Regions from separate parts of the Homo sapiens genome. Here region 2 is linked to region 1. A link is a contact called in ENCODE Hi-C or POLR2A ChIA-PET data. All regions are on one chromosome and are shown on one strand. Each heading gives the region's core, a stretch centred on a gene start or an enhancer-like site at or near the end of the contact. The rest is flanking DNA. Distances are from core to core; before and after follow the strand shown. Region 1 holds the start of MYORG (myogenesis regulating glycosidase). Region 2 holds the start of MELK (maternal embryonic leucine zipper kinase).

What was found. A loop is a pair of places that touch in the nucleus more often than their neighbours do. ChIA-PET counts read pairs that join two places held with the same protein, here RNA polymerase II (POLR2A). Pooled maps may share reads with other maps.
Region 2: a pooled map shows a loop between it and region 1 (4-fold over the local background). The contact joins the promoter of MELK here to the promoter of MYORG in region 1. A Hi-C loop is called at or near these places in 4 of 50 pooled maps. POLR2A ChIA-PET finds 5 or more read pairs at or near these places in 2 of 52 experiments (PC-9 and activated CD4-positive, alpha-beta T cell).

The regions. Positions count from the first base shown.
Region 1 is chr9:34,373,886-34,381,845 of GRCh38, forward strand. MYORG (myogenesis regulating glycosidase) reads right to left here and starts at 3,013. Exons shown (of 2, transcript NM_020702.5): 1 at 2,908-3,013. SPMIP6 (sperm microtubule inner protein 6) reads right to left here. Exons shown (of 7, transcript NM_032596.4): 4 at 7,484-7,559; 5 at 7,017-7,246; 6 at 5,761-5,847; 7 at 5,134-5,296. The coding sequence ends at 5,761. It overlaps LOC124902144 (a long non-coding RNA gene), which reads left to right and starts at 7,015. Exons shown (of 2, transcript XR_007061464.1): 1 at 7,015-7,405. RefSeq lists enhancers at 1,780-2,361, 2,362-2,942, 6,928-7,533 and a silencer at 2,988-3,377.
Region 2 is chr9:36,567,991-36,575,950 of GRCh38, forward strand. MELK (maternal embryonic leucine zipper kinase) reads left to right here and starts at 4,905. Exons shown (of 18, transcript NM_014791.4): 1 at 4,905-5,017. RefSeq lists an enhancer at 3,624-4,123 and a silencer at 4,707-4,986.

The DNA of each region.
Region 1 (7,960 bases), core at 1,763-4,262:
GAAGACACCCAAAGCCAGACTTAGTCCCAGGGCCTGGTTTGGAGGGAGGTAGAGTTGGGTTCAGACATTAGGGCCTGGGGCAGGAGCCTGGCATGGGGGGCCAGTTGTTTCTCACATCTGCTTCTCTTTGCCCTCAAACTCACCCTGCTCTCAGCCATCATCCATCACCAAATCCATTTCCATGCCTGCCTTCCTGCTTTGCTCCTGGCACCACATCTGTGGGCCAGCTACTTCCTCGCTCTGTTTCACCCACTGTCCTGTTTCTGTCATAGTTTGGGCACTGTCACTTCTCCCCTGTATTACCAAACGCTTCCCCCAACAGGCCTCTCTGACTCTAACTTCTTTCTCACCAGTGCCTTCTGATCACGGCAACCATAGTGATCTTTCTAAAGCACTTATCAAACCATATCTATCCCTAGCTTCGAGAGCTGCTCATTGCTTCCATGATGAAATTTAAAAGTGTTTGCTTTGCACTGGAGGCTCCAGGCATGATGTGTTCTCAGCTACCATTCTGATTCCATTTCCAGCCAAGCCTATCTTGTGATTACCAAGCTCGTTCCTTCCCCAACCTAAATCCTTTAGGCCACCTGCTTCAGGAGATTTCACCCACCTAGCTTGGCCCAGCGCACCTCCTCCACCTACCTGCTCTCCAGGGATCAGACACCCACCACTACCACTAACACACATAAACTCTGACACACTATATGCTAAATATCCAGATATGAGGCCATGCACGGTGCTCATGCCTGTAATCCTAGCACTTTGGGAGGCCAAGGAGGGCAGATCTCTTGAGCTCAGGAGTTTGAGACCAGCCTGGGCAACATGTTGAAACCCTGTCTCTACCAAAAATACAAAAAAAAAAAAAAATTAGCCAGGCATGGTGGTGTGCACCTGTAGTCCCAGCTACTTGGGGGGCTGAGGTGGGAGGGTCGCTTGAGCCCAGGAGGTCAAGGCTGCAGTGAGCCAAGATTGTGCCACTGCACTCCAGCCTAGGTGACAAAGTGAGACCCTATCTCAAAAAAAAAAAAAAAATACAGATATGACTACAGGGAAACACAGGCTCAGGGGAAGAGGTGTGTCCTACTCTGCCACTCAAGGCCACTGACCGTTCCTGTCCCAGGCTTCAGAGCAGAGTCCAACAAAGAAATAGCACCACCCAGGTGCACACACGGGCATACACACAGCCAGCCAGTTGGTTGCCCAACTGCTCCAGCTCGGGGGAAGAAGAGAAGGAGACTAGCAAACAGTAATTAGCCTCCTCCCAGATGCCAGTGTCTGTCTCTAAGTCCCCAGGGACTTCCAAGGAGATGCCGGAAATACTCAGGTTTTTCACCTCCCCCATGCAAGAATGCAAGGTGTGGAGCAGAATTTGATCCTAAATGTCAATACACAGCTCCTCCCATAGGCACTTCCCACACGGTGCTAGCTCAGGGCCTCATTCTCAGTGCCCTCTGCCCCCAGCTGCCTAAGCTTGTCAGCCCTAGCTGGTCTGGAACAGACTCTTATTCCCTTTCTCTCAGTCTACAATGACTTAGCTTTCCTCCCCATTCCTATATAGATACAGCTTAGAAAACACCTCCTGGAAAATGCAGCCAGTGGCCTTTAGGTGATGCCCTCAAGCTGAGCAGAACCCAAAGAAGGCTTTAGGTGGCTCAGATCACACCTGTGAGTTTATATTCATTCATTCAAGATAACCAAAGCCCTATTCTGGGCACCAAGGAAATAAGGAGAGAGAGGGTCAGTATCTGAAGAGGAGAGAGACTTCCTCATCCTCAAAACTTTCATATGAAGTCAGCCTATCTCATGAGCCCTGGAGGCAGGAAGAGGCCACCAAGGTGGATTCAAAAGCCCTTTCCGACAGTTATGTTTTGAGAATCTTAATTTTCTGGGATCTGAAGTTCTTTGATGAAAGACAGAAGCCCACAGGCCTGGGCACCCACCCACCCCAGGCACCATGATAGTGTCCCAAATGTCACCACAGCATCCAGTTCTATCAACAATGTGGAACAGCAGACATAGCTGCAGTGTCCATTTTACAGGTGAGGAAACGTGGCCCAAACAGAAAAAGGAACTTGTCTGAAGTTAGCCAGGTATCAAGGCTGCCTGGATCTAAAATCCCAGCCCAGCTCTCCACAGTGTAAGTTTTAGGAGATGGGAGATAATGATCTGACCTGGCTGCCTGAATGCAGTAGCAGAAAGGAGCCCTGGGGCTGAGCTGGTGGGACCAGCTTCCATCAGATGGACATGGCATGGTGAGGCCTGTCTTTCCAAGGGCTGGTGCTGCTGCTTGCTCCACGCGGACCACGAAGACCACGAGGGCAGCAAAGAGGGCAATTTTAATGGCATCTGGTACCGGGGCTTTGGGGGAGGAAGTCTGTGGTTCCGGTGTTAACAGTGGTGCCAGAGACCTCTGTAATCTGCCGCCTCCGCCAGGTGGAGTCTGGGCTCTGCCCCTGCTGAGCCTCTCCCCACCGGACACTCAACCTCAGCCTTGGCTGCCACAGCTAGTCTGGTCTGAGGGGGAGGGCCCCGCCCGACTCAACTGAGGGGAGGCCATTCCAAGTAGAATCGTTAGTTGGACACAGTTCCCGGGGGGATGGAAATGTCAAAGGCAACTCGATCCGGCCCATCTCCCTCTCCTGCCAGGCGACGGTATCCGCGGGGATCGAGTGACTGCCTACATAGCCTGGAATACTCCACAGCCGCCCTCCCTACCCCGCCCTGAAGGCTATACTGTCCGAAGGGGCCGACCGAGGTCAAGGGACCTGTCGCCCCGCGGGAATCGCGGCCGTGGGATGGGCCCAGGTGTTCAGGCTCGCTCCACCCATTCATCGGTGGGAGCGAAAGTTCAGGAATCGTGCTCCTTCAGCAGCCCCCCGCCCCCCACAGCCCTCCCGCTGGGCTCACCCATTGCAGTTACAGCCCGGCAGAAGCGGGGGTGAAAGAGCTTCCCGCCGATCCCCTGCGCTTGAACCAGAGTGAAGCTGCCGCCGCGCCGCGCGGGGCTCTGTCTGGCAGGGCACAGCCCCTCCTCGGGTCCCGCCCTGGGGTTCCTCGGCCACGCCCCAGTCATCCAGTCTCGTCTCGGGCCTCAGAGTCCAGCCCTGCCCTTGACGTTCGACCCCTCCTCCCAGGTTATCAGGCGGATCTGTGGCCCCGCCCCTCAGCCCCACCTTCCTCCCACCGCTCTGTGCTCTGCCCCTGGCATTTCAGGCTTGCTCAGTCCTGCGCCCCGCGGCTCCGACTCCCGCCGGCGGGCCCGCCCCTCCTGGGCCACTGCTAACCCGCAAGCGGGCGGGGCTCGGCCCCAGGCCTGCTGGGACATGTAGTTCTGCAGAAAGGAGCAGCTGCGGAAGGTTGGGGTTCTTGCACCTCTAGGCTAGGTTTGGAATGAGGATGAGAGGGAGAGAGCTGCAGGGTAAAGGAGCAGAGCTGGCCATTGGAATTCCTTCCTTCCCGGTTTGGACAGGTGGAGGCCATATCGGTATAACGCTCTCACAAGCCCTCAGCTTTCCATACGGAAAAGTGGTGGCGGAATTCCGCGAGTATCTCAGCTCCCAATGCAGGTGCTTCCAATCGAGGGCCCCACGGAGGGAGCTGTAGTTCCAACCCGCCGCGAGTCCAAGCTGTCGGTTCCCACCGGACCAAACCAGCGGTGTCCGAGGTCAGGGACTGAGAAGACCGGTTTCTGCTCGGTGTTTTGCAACGTCACCCGCCTCCCAGACCGCTACCCCCAGACTAGTTATTTATAGGGTCCAGCCCCTCCTCCTAAGTTACAGCCTTTAGTTAGAAATGCCCAAGCTGCGGGAAAGTGGGTGTGCCCCGCCATGCCCCTCTCCCCGGGGGCTGGGCAAGACTCTGAGGTTTCATTTCTTTTTTATTTTATTTTATTTTTATATTTATTTATTTTTGAGTTTCGTTCTTGTTGCCCAGGCTGGAGTACAATGGCACGATCTCAGCTCACTGCAAACTCCGCCTCCCGGGTTCAAGCAATTCTCCTGCCTCAGCCTCCCAAGTAGCTGGGATTACAGGCACGCACCACCGCGCCTGGCTAATTTTGTATTTTTAGTAGAGACAGAGTTTCACCATGTTGGTCAGGCTGGTCTCAAACTCCTGACCTCAGGTGATCTACCTGCCTCGGCCTCCCAAAGTGCTGGGATTACAAGTGTGGGCCACCGCGTCCGGTCTTTATTTTTTTGAGAGAGGGTCTCGCTCTGTCGCCCAGGCTGGAGTGCAGTGGCGTTAACATAGCTCACTGCAGCCTCAATGTCCTTGGTTCAAGCTATCCCCTCCCGCCTCAGGCTCCTGAGTAACTTGGACCACATGTGTGTGCCACCATACCCTGCTAATTTTTAAATTTTTTTGTAGAGAAGGGGTCTCTTTATGTTGCCCCAGCTGGTATCGAATTCCTGGGCTCAAGTGATCCTCCTGCCTCTGCCTCCCAAAGTGGTGAGATTACAGGTGTGAGCCTCTGCACCCAGCTGGTTTCATATCTATTTGATGCAGAAATAAAAATACTGAAGATCACAGAGATTTTAGAATGGCCCCTTCTCGCTCCCTGAGGGGCAGAGAAACAGGGCTTTGTTTTGCAACTTGAAATTTCTTTGTCATGAGACCCTCCAAAATTATGTTTTGACCAGTTGGACTTGGAATGGGGGACACACCTTGTGCAGCAAGGGTGTCTGAGCACAGAGAGGCTTTTGGGAGGCTGTGATGGGGACTCCTGGAAGCAGAGATCAAGAGCTTTGGGTGTAGGGATAGGTCTTTGACTGTGGAAGGAAGGATTCTGGGTCCTCTGATGAGTGGGAGGGCATCTAAGTTTGGGAGCATACTGAAGAAATGTTAGCTGGAGGGTCTTCGTGGGGTGGAAAGTAGATGGCTCCTGCCTGCATTGCAGGGTGGACCCATCCGTTTGGGCTCTGGGATTCAGGGGAGGAGGATAGCAGCTGGATATAAGGCTACTGTTCTGTGTCAGGAGGGCACTCAGGGATGTACTGAGATGATGGGGTTGGAAGGGCCCAGGGAAGGGTGACTTTGAGAAAAATTGCATCTCAGTTGAAGGGGTTTGATAGAGGCCTGAGTGACTGGCCCTTCACTTCCAGATCCTGCTGGGTAAGGACACAGGAGGCAGGCTTTGGGGTTGAAGAGTTTATTTATTGCTCTGCCCCCTTGGCACAGCAAGCCCAGGCTCTACCAGCAACGATAGTCGGGATAGGTCTCAGACACAAACTCAGGATGGATAACATAGTTGTTTCTCTGGGGACCACCAGACTTCTTGAAGTGACTTGTGTCCCATCTACAGGAAGAGATGGGTCAGCCGTTTTGGATCCTCATATGTCAAAGTGAATATCTGACTCCAGTTTGCAATGCTAACCTTATCCCTACACTTTGTCTATAGCACTGACCTTGGGTTCCAATACTGACCTCCTGACCTTAGGTTCTACTGTTAAGTTGCTGATACCCAATATTTCCTCCTTAACATCGACTTCTTACTCATTACTTCAAGCTCTGAACCAACGCCTTTGGCTGTAAGCCCACTGCCAACCTGTAACCCTTCAATACCGGCCTCCTAGCCCTCTCTTAAGGTCCTCTGTCCTTACCACCTTTGACTGCTCCATGCCACTAGCTCCCCCTCGTGGTATGTGCCTGTCAGTGCACCGCGGAGCGTTCTCATCCCGTCTACCAGACATCCTCCCCCAGCCCCGCCTCACCAAGCCTTCAGGGTGCGTGTGCAAATGAGTGTGTGCGCGTTAGACTTACCTAAGGTTCGGATATGGGTAGTATGACGGCGGGGGAGTTGTAACAGCACACTGCATTCCGGGCCGGTGCTCGTAGGGAGGTACACATCTGGAGAAGGAGGAAGCCGCGAGCATGGAGGGGTTGGGCCTTTTGACTCTCATCCCCCGATTTAGACCAAGCCCCTGGGCGGCGCTTCAGGTGTCCGTCCCAAGGCTCGGAAATCCTCCTCTCCTTCTTCCTCACCCTTCAAAACCCCCACTGCAGCACCGATTCGGGAACCCCCCTTGGAAGACTCCCTCCCGGCAAGGCCTCATTTCTGCCGTTGAGGAAAGAGCGCTGGACCCTGGGGAAGGTCGGGCTCCGGGCGTTGAGGACCTGGAACCACCGGATCCCCGCCACTGGACAGCAATTTCTCCAGCAGTAGGACGAGGCATCATTTCTGAGCTTCCTAGAGGCTCAGACACTTTCCCACTCCCCTATGCCCTTGAGAGGGATAAGACTCAGTCTTGCACAATGAATCAGGCTCTCTCGGCCTGGAGAGGGGCGGGGGATCACTATGGACCCCCACTGCACAGCTCTCTGGGCTACCGCGGACAAAGTTCTCCCAGGCTTGGCTGCCGCCGCGTGCAGGACGAATGCCGAGCTGCAGTCTGGGCTCCAGCTGTGCGCTCGGGCCTCAGTTTTCTTAGCAGTAACACGCGAGGGTGCCTACCTCCGCAGGTGGTGCGGGATCCGAGGAGGCCAGAGCCATTCTGGTAAAGTGGTCACCATTTCCCGGCTCACGTAGCCCCCAGGAATGACCGCACCCACTACCGACGGTGACGGGGGACCAGCAAGAGAGGACATTTTTCTGAGAACGCAGGGCACTCCACAGGCTAGAACCTGCGTCTCTAGGGCCAGGAGTCCAGGAAAGGGGGCAGGGCCAAGGAGATGGGGGAAGAGGATGCGACTGATGTGCGGGGTTTCTTCCTCAAAAACCCTCTGACGGGACCTCCAGAGCATATAGAGAGGCCAGGTTGACCTTGAGCCCAGTTTGAGAGGGACAGGGGTCGGGGACTTGGAGTAACCTTCGTGCTGGTTCTCCCGCCTCAGTTGTTAGTTCAGGCCTTGGAGCCCGAGGGCGGGACACGGCAGGGCCTCGAGAGCGTGCAGCGCGGGGCTAGAGCAGGCTGGGGGCCTGCACGGAAGCTGGCCGGGCTGGAAGGGGGCGGGGTTCTGGGGCGGGGCTTGTGTGGGGTGGAGCCCGGCTGAGGCGGGCGGAGCCCTGCGAACCTTACAGTCGGTTGCTCCCGGCACCAAGGCCGCAGGCGGCGGTCGGTGCAGGGCGCCCCGCTGGCGTAGTAGTCCATCCCGCGCAGACAGTAGTGGCGGCCCGAGCAAGCACTTTCGTAACCATGGAAGGGCAGGCGGCCGGGCAGCGGGTCCACGCACCCGCATCGGGGCGTGATCCGCGGCAGCTGCTGGTTCCGCGACAGTGAGTTCAGCATGTTCACCATCACTTCGCGCTCTGCTCCCGCGGGTCCCCAGCGCAGGAGACCCAAAGACAGATGCACAGGGATGGGAAGAGGCCGAGTCACGGACAGAGTGAGGCGGAGACAAAAGCCAGGACGGATAGATTCAGGGTTCCACCCTCTCCAGGACCCTCGGCCTCCTCCCCGTCCTTCAGGTACCCATCCCGCCCTCCTCCCGGCCTTCCCCAACCCTCTCCACCCGTTCTTTCCAACGCCCCACTACCACTCTTTACCGTAGGCATTGAGCCGCTCCGGCCTAGGAGGGCATTCCAAGGGCATTCCTCGAACTGCTGTCTCCATCCTGGCCTCCTGGAAGCGGCACACATGCTACCTCAAGCTCTGACCTGGCAGAGCTGCTCCCTTTTAGGGGTCCTCCCAGAACACCCAGACCTATCGCCACGCCGCAACTTCTCCCGCCCTTCAGCAGCTCCCCACCTCTCCAGGGCTCTGTGTTGGCGGCTGTCACCGGGCAACGCTTTTACATCGCCAACAGGGGCGGGGTGGGGTAGGAAGGGCTGAAGGTGGATGGGGTTTGGCTCCTGGGCCTGTGACAACCCTGTCTCAGCGTTTGCCTTTGATTTTACCCCTCTTTGTCTAGCTGACTCTGTTTAGCTGTGTCTGGGTGTCTCTCTAATAGGGGGTTTTCAATATTGCTTGTCATTCCGGAGAACTTGTGAAAGATTCGATTCTTGAGGAAGTTCTAATTCAAA
Region 2 (7,960 bases), core at 3,655-6,154, 2.2 Mb after region 1:
AAAAAAAACAAAGAGATGTTAAGAAGTTACATCCCGGCCAGGCATGGTGGCTCATGCCTGTAATCCCAGCACTTTGGGAGGCTGAGATGGGCAGATCACGAGGTCAGAAGTTCTAGACCAGCCTGGCCAATATGGTGAAACCCTATCCCTACTAAAAATACAAAAATTAGCCGCATGGTGGCGCACGCCTTTAGTCCCACCTACTTGGGAGGCTGAGGCAGAAGAATCACTTGAACTGGGGAGGCGGACGTTGCAGTGAGCCCACAGCACTCCAGCCTGGGTGACAGAGCAAGACTCCATCTCGAAAAAAGGAAAAAAAAAAAAAAAAGGATGTTACATCCCAAATGGCCTGACCTACCCAGTCAGGCCATTTTTTTTTTTCTTTTGAGATGGAGTTTTGCTCTTTTTGTCCAGGCTGGAGTGCAATGGCGCGATCTTGGGTCACCGCAACTTCTGCCTCCTGGGTTCAAGTGATTCTCCTGCCTCAGCTTCCCAAGTAGCTAGGATTACAGGCATGCGCCACCATGCCTGGCTAATTTTGTATTTTTAGTAGAGATGGGGTTTCACCGTGTTGGTCAGGCTGGTCTTGACGCCTAACCTCGTGATCCGCCCACCTCTGTCTCCCAAAGTGCTGGGATTACAGGCGTGAGCCTGCACAGCGGACCAGAGATCTTGATGCTCTTCTTGTAACTGTTTTAGGGTACCATGAACTATACCCGTAATTAGACTGCAAACTTAATTGATAAATATTGTGTGTGTTCTGACTGCTTCACTGGCTGATTGTTCCCCGTCTCTTTCCCTCTCCTCAGGCGTTCCTATTCCCTGAGACACAACAATGTTGAAATTAAGCCAATTAATAACCCTACAATGGCCTCTAAGTGTTCAAGTGAAAGGAAGAGTCACACATCTGTCACTTGAAATAAAAATCTAGAAATGATTAAGCTTAGTGAGGAAGGCATGTCCAAAGCTGATAGGCTGAAAGGGAGGCCTCTTGTGCCAAATAATTAGCCAAATTGTGAATGCAAAGGAAAAGTTCTTGAAGAAAATTAAAAGTGCTACTCCACTGAACACATGAGTGATAAGAATGCGAAACAGCCTTACTGCTGATAGATAGTAGTCTGGATAGAAGATCAAACCAGACACAAAATTCCTTGAGCCAAAGCCTAATCCAAAGCAAGGCCACAATTCTCCTCAATTCTGTGAAGGCTAGGAGAGGTGAGGAAACTGCAGAAGAAAATTTGGAAGCTAGCAGAGGTCGGTTCATGAGATTTAAGGTAAGAAGCTGTAGGCTGGGTGCAGTGGCTCACGCCTGTACTCCCAGCACTTTGGGAGGCCGAGGCGGGCAGATCAACTGAGGTCAGGAGTTTGAGACCAGCCCAACCAACATGGAGAAACATCGTCTCTACTAAAAATACAAAATTAGCTGGGCGTGGTGGTGCATGCCTGTAATCCCAGCTACTTGGGAGGCTGAGGCAGGAGAATCACTTGAACCTGGGAGGGCGAGTTTGCGGCGAGTTTGCGGCGAGCCGAGATGGCGCCATTGCACTCCAGCCTGGGCAACAAGAGCGAAACTCCGTCTCAAAAAAAGAAAAAAAGTTGTCTCTGTAATATAAACGTGCGCAGTGAAGCAGCAAGTGCGGATGTAGAAGCTGCAGCAAGTTATACAGAAGATTTGGCTAAGATCATTGATGCAGGTGGCTCCACTGAATAACAAATTTTCAATGTAGAGGAAATAGTTCTAGGTTGGAAGAGGAGCCATCTAGAACTTTCTTAGCTAAAGAGAAGAAGTCAATGCCTAGCTTCAAATCTTCAAAGGACAGGTTGACTCTCTTGTTAGGAGCTAACGCAGCTGGTGACTTGGAGTTGAAGCCAGTGTGCATTTGCCAGTCTGAAAATCCCGGAGCCCTTATGAATTATGCTGAATCTACTCTGCCTATGCTCTATAAATGGAACAACAAAGCCTAGATGACAGTATAACTGTTTATACTAGGGTTTACTGAATATCTTTTTTGTTTGTTTGTTTGTTTTTTTGAGGCAGGGTCTCACTCTGCCACCCATGCTGGAATGCGGTGACGTAATTATAGCTTACAGTAACCTCGAACTCTTGGGCTCCAGTGATCCTCCTGCCTCAGTCTCCTGAAGAGCTGGTATTACCAGCATATGCCGCCACAGCTGGCTAAGGTTTACTGCATACCTTAAGCCCACTTTTGAGACCTACTTCTAAGAAAAAAAGATTCCTTTCAAAATATTAATGCTCATTGATAATGCCCCTAGTCACCCACGAGCTCTGATGGAGATGTACAAGGAAATGAATGTTGTTTGGATGTCTGCTAACATAACATCCATTCTGTAGGCCATAGATCAAGGAATGATTTTGACTGTCAAGTCATTTTATTTACAAAATACATTTTGTGAGGTTACAGATGCCATAGATAGTGATTTTATGCTGGATCTGGGCAAAGTAAAATGGAAGCCTTCTGGAAAGAATTAACTCTTCTAGATGTCATTAAGAACATTTATGGCCGGGCACGGTGGCTCACGCCTGTAATCCCAGCACTTTGGGAGGCCAAGGCAGGCGGATCATGAGGTCAGGAGATCAAGACCATCCTGGCTAACATGGTGAAACCCCATCTCTACTAAAAATACAAAAAAATTAGCCGGGCATGGTGGTGGGCGCCTGTAGTCCCAGCTACTCAGGAGGCTGAGGCAGGAGAATGGCGTGAACCCAGGAGGCGGAGCTTGCAGTGAGCCGAGACCACGCCACTGCACTCCAGCCTGGGTGACAGAGTGAGACTCCATCTCCAAAAAAAAAAAAAAGAACATTTATGATTAATGGGAAGAGGTCACCATATCAACATTAACAGGAGTTGGGAAGAAATTAATTCCAACCCTCATGGATGACTTTGAGGGGTTCAAGACTTCACTCGTGGAAGTAACTGCAGATTTGGTGGAAACAGCAAGAGAACTAGAATTGGAAGTGAAGCCTGAATATGTGACTGAACTGCTGCAATCTCATGATCCAACTTGAATAGATGGGGAGTTTCTTCTTACGGATGAGCAAAGAGAGAGTGCTTTCTTGAGATGGAAGCTCCTCTTGGTGAAGATGCTGTGATCATTGCTGAAATAACAACAAAAGATTTAGAATATTCCATAAACTTTGTTGATAAGGCAGTGGCAAGATTTCAGAGAACTAACTTTGAAGGAAGTCCTGCTGTGGATGAAATGGTATCACACAGCATCACATGCTACAGAGAAATCTTTCATGAAAGGAAGTGTCCATCGATGCAGCATTGTTGTTTTATTTTAGGAAATTGCCACAGCCATCCCAACGTTTAGCAACCACCACCCTGATCAATCAGCAGCATGGAGGCAAGACCCTCCACCAGCAAAAAGATTATGATTTGCTGAAGATTCAGATGACCATGTTAAATTAAGTTTAGCATAAAGCTGCCTCCTTATGCATTTTAAGTTCAGACTAACAATTTATTTCTTTCTCTCTCTCCCTTTCTCTCCCTTCCTTTCCTTTCCCTTCCCTTCCCTTCCCCTCCCTTCCCCTCCCTTCCCCTTCCCTTCCCCTTCTCTTCCTTTCTTTCTTTTCTCTCTCTCTTTCTCTCTTTCTCTTTTTTTGAGACGGAGTCTTGCTCTGTTGCCCAGCCTGGAGTGCAGTGGCACGATCTCTACTCACTGCAACCTCTGCCTCCCAGCAGAGAGAATCAAGAGATTCTCCTGCCTCTACCTCCTGAGTAGCTGGGATTATAGGCTCGCGCCACCAAGCCCGGCTAATTTTTTGTATTTTTAGTAGAGACAGGGTTTCATCATGTTGGTCAGGCTGGTCTCGAACTCCTGACCCCAAATGATCTGCCCCCGCCCCCCCACCAAAGTGCTGGGATTATAGATGTGAGCCTTTGCACCTGGCCTAACAGTTTCTCCATACATAGTGAATTGTAGACAACTACAATTGTAAATGTGTAAAGAGACTGTAACCTTGTAACAAGTAGCGAGTCTCAGTCAATCACAGCAGCGGAGTTTTGGCCAATCACAGGTGGCCAACTGTTTAAACAGTGCTCAAAATAGTCAGAGGTTGAGTTGCAACCAATCCAGCTGTTTCCATACTTGACTGCAATTTCTGTAAGTCATTTTCCTTTTTCTGTCCATAAATGTTATTTGAACATATGGCAGCCCGAATCACTCTGAACCTATTTTGGTTCCAGGGATTACTGGATTTTGGACTCATTCTTTGGTCAATTCAACTCTGTAAAGTTTAATTTGTCTAAAGATTTTCTGGGCCGGATACAGTGGCTCACGCCTGTAATCCCAGCACTTTGGGAGGCTGAGGCGGGAGGATCGCTTGAGCCCAGGAGTTCGAGACCAGCCTGGCCAACATAGCGAGATCCCGTCTCTACCCACAAATAATTTAGCCAGGCGTGGTGGCGCGTGCCTGTAGTCTCAGCTACTGGGGTTCTTATTCCTCGTGGCAACACATTTTGGAGAGGGGGAGGTATTCCTGTCTTTGCTGGGTGGGAGAACGGCCAGTGGGCAAGGGAGGACGAAAATGAGAACTGTGACTGCCAGAGGGCACGTCAATTTTAGGAAGAGAACGTAAGAAAGTTGGGTTCTGTGGAGACTTGGCATATCCACGCCACCTGGAAAATCATCACGTGCCCTCCGGGGCAAGACCAAGGCCTCAAGTCACCCCTCGCAGCCCAGTGGACCTCCCGGCCATCCCTTTCACGGCTCCACAGCGACCGCGAGCCGTTGCCCCGGTGAGAACCCCCCGGCACTGTGCGCGCCCCCGCCTGCCGTGCGCGTCCGCTTCCCTGGGATCCGGCGCCGCGCGCGCCCCCGCCGCGTCCCCGCCCCTTCCGGCCCGGGAGATTTGATTCCCTTGGCGGGCGGAAGCGGCCACAACCCGGCGATCGAAAAGATTCTTAGGAACGCCGTACCAGCCGCGTCTCTCAGGACAGCAGGCCCCTGTCCTTCTGTCGGGCGCCGCTCAGCCGTGCCCTCCGCCCCTCAGGTCAGTTCTCCCGCCTGCCCGCCGCAGTCGCAGTTGATGGCTGGGGTCTGGGCTGTGCGGGGCGCAGCGGCCCAAACCCAGTTTGCTCCTGGCTCTCGGGAGACTGGAGGATTTCATCGGAGCCCCGCGCTTTACCAGCCCTGTTCCCTGGATAAGATATTTGACCTTTCCGACCCGCGGTTTTCTTCTCCGTAAGTGGGGATAATGACCGTGTCTACTTAACAGGGTTATTGAAGAGGTGTTCAGGCTAAGCGTTTGCCACCTAGGAGGCTGCGATAGACGTGAATTCCCATTTCCCGTTTCCAGTTTCCGTGACTCTTCCCCGCGAAAAAAGTTGACAGAAGGGTTTCGAGTTTTTTCTGTTTGTACAACTCAGTTTACTGGGGCAGTGCAATAAAAAAGGAGATGTGTTATCACTACCTTTTCAGAGTCCAAATCCATCCTCTCCTATCATCTCCCCAGAGTAGTGGCTTCAGAGGCTCACACTAAAAGGGGAATTTTTTTTCTTTTTCTTCAAGACGGAGTTTCGCTCTTGTTGCCCAGGCTGGAGTGCAATGGCGCGATCTCGGCTCACCGCAACCTCCGCCTCCCAAGTTCAAGCGATTCTTCTGCCTCAGCCTCCCGAGTAGCTGAGCTTACAGACATCCGCCACCACGCCCGGCTCATTTTTTGTATTTTTAGTAGAGACGGGGTTTCACCACGTTGGCCAGGCTGGTCTCCAGCTCGTGTCCTCAGGTGATCCGCCCGCCTTGGCCTCCCAGAGTGCTGGGATTACAGGCGTGAGCCACCACGCCCGGCCTAAAAGGGGAATTTTCACCGAATGCTGTATCAGTAATAGGAGCAGCAGGATTGCTCCCACCAAGAAACCTGGTGTAGGGTTGTGGGAGCTGGAAAGGGTAGACTCAGGGAAGGCTGCCCAAGAGAGGAATCAGGTCCCTAGCACTTAGGACGGGTAATTACCTTTGGTATTTCTCCTTTGTTAGTGGAATGAGGTGAGTATCAGGAGCCTGGATTGTTGTTTAGAGGCCAGTGTTCCTAACTTTGGTTTAAATTTTGGTTTCTGTTTCCCATGGAGTCTGGCTAGAAAATCAGAAAAATCAGAAAAGCCCTTACTGGGCCTTCGTGGGCTTGTTTCTCCCAAGGGTCTGTCCTTTCTGTGTAACTACTGTGGACCAACTAGATGGGCAGATCAATCCCAATGAGTGCCTCATTGTTGGTGCTCCCAGAAGCCTTTGCAAGGGAGCAGGGCAGGATGCTAATTAAATGTGTTACAGGCCACATTATAAACCATTCTGAGCCCGGCGTGGTGGCTCACGCTTGTAATCCCAGCACTTGGGGAGGCCGAGGTGGGCGGATCACTTGAGGCCAGGAGTTCTAGACCAGCCTGGCCAACATGGCGAAACCCCGTCTCTACTAAAAATACAAAAAAAAAAAAAAAAAAAAAAATTAACCGGGCATGGTGGCGCATGCCTGTAATCCCAGCAACTGGGGAGGCTGAGGCACGAGCATCTCTGGAACCCAGGAGGCGGAGGTTGCGGTGAGCCGAGATCTAGCTACTGCACTCCAGCCTAGGTGACAGAACGAGACCCTGTCTCAAGCAAATAAACAGACAAAACCCAAAAAACCATTCTGTATTCTACTTCCTGTTTGAAATTATCCTCAGCATCAGTGTCTTTCCAAGCTCTGTAGATAAGGTAAATGTATTTATGCGGCAAGTAATAGAATAGCCCAAATAATATTGTTAAAAAATGCCCCCAATTTGTTGCTATCCTTTAAAATTTAACCATAAACGTCTTCTCATTATCCCAATTCCTTGCTCTTCTGAGAAGTTAAAGACCCCAATTATAGGCCGGGCGCGGTGGCTCACGCCTGTAATCCCAGCACTTTGGGAGGCCGAGGCAGATGGATTGTGAGGTCAGGAGTTCAAGACCAGCCTGGCCAAGATGGTGAAACCCCATCTTTACTAAAAATACAAAAAATTAGCCGGGCGTGGTGGCGCACACCTGTAATCCCAGCTACTTGGGAGGCTGAGGCAGAATTGCTTGAACTCAGAGGGCGGAGGTTGCAGTGAGCCGAGATTACGCCACTGCACTCCAGCCTGGGCAAGAGAGCAAGACTCCGTCTCAAAAACAAAAACAAAAACAAAACCCAATTATATATACCCCCAATTCTTCTATTTATTTAGTCAAGCCCAGAAGGGCACTCAGGTGTCTGATTGGGGTCTAATTTCCTTCTTCATTATTCACAGTTGAGAGGCTGTCTTCCGCGTTGACTGATAATATACCTCCTTCAGCAGCTACAAAGTTGGGTTACTCTGTTCTCAAGGCTTTTCTGTATTCTATATTAACAAACTCTAGAGGATAAACAGGGCACATGAGAATATTTAGAACCAGCTCCACATTCACAAAGATTTACAAATCAAGTATAATCTGCTATTAGTGTAGGAGTTTGTAATGTAAGCACCAGTTTTCTCACATTGCAGCAACAACGATATTCCCTTGATTCAGTAGCTATAATCTAGGCCCACATTGGTATTACTCATCCAAAGACATGATGTAATTTGAGAGAAGCGGGTAGATAGAGAAAATGGAAGAAAGAAAGAAAAAAAAAAGTGCATGGCTTCAGTCTTACCTTAGTTGTTAAATAAACAACTTGCCCATCTCTGCTAGTTTTCCAGAGGCCATGACTGGGATGTTTATAACTCTTTTGGGAGAAGTCTATTAAGTTAATTATGACACTCTTAAATCCCTAATCTGGGAAGTGAATTCCAGCATCTTACAAATTGCTTTCTCTTTCTGAGTGACAATTTGAAATAGCCCAGTCCTTTGCATGGAATGTAAACATGTGCATTCAGATTTATAGTCCAGTGTTCCTCCATTTCCATTCTCCTGCTCTCTTTTTTCTTCTGTATCAGGATTCCAAAGATTTCTGAGCCTTAGGTTG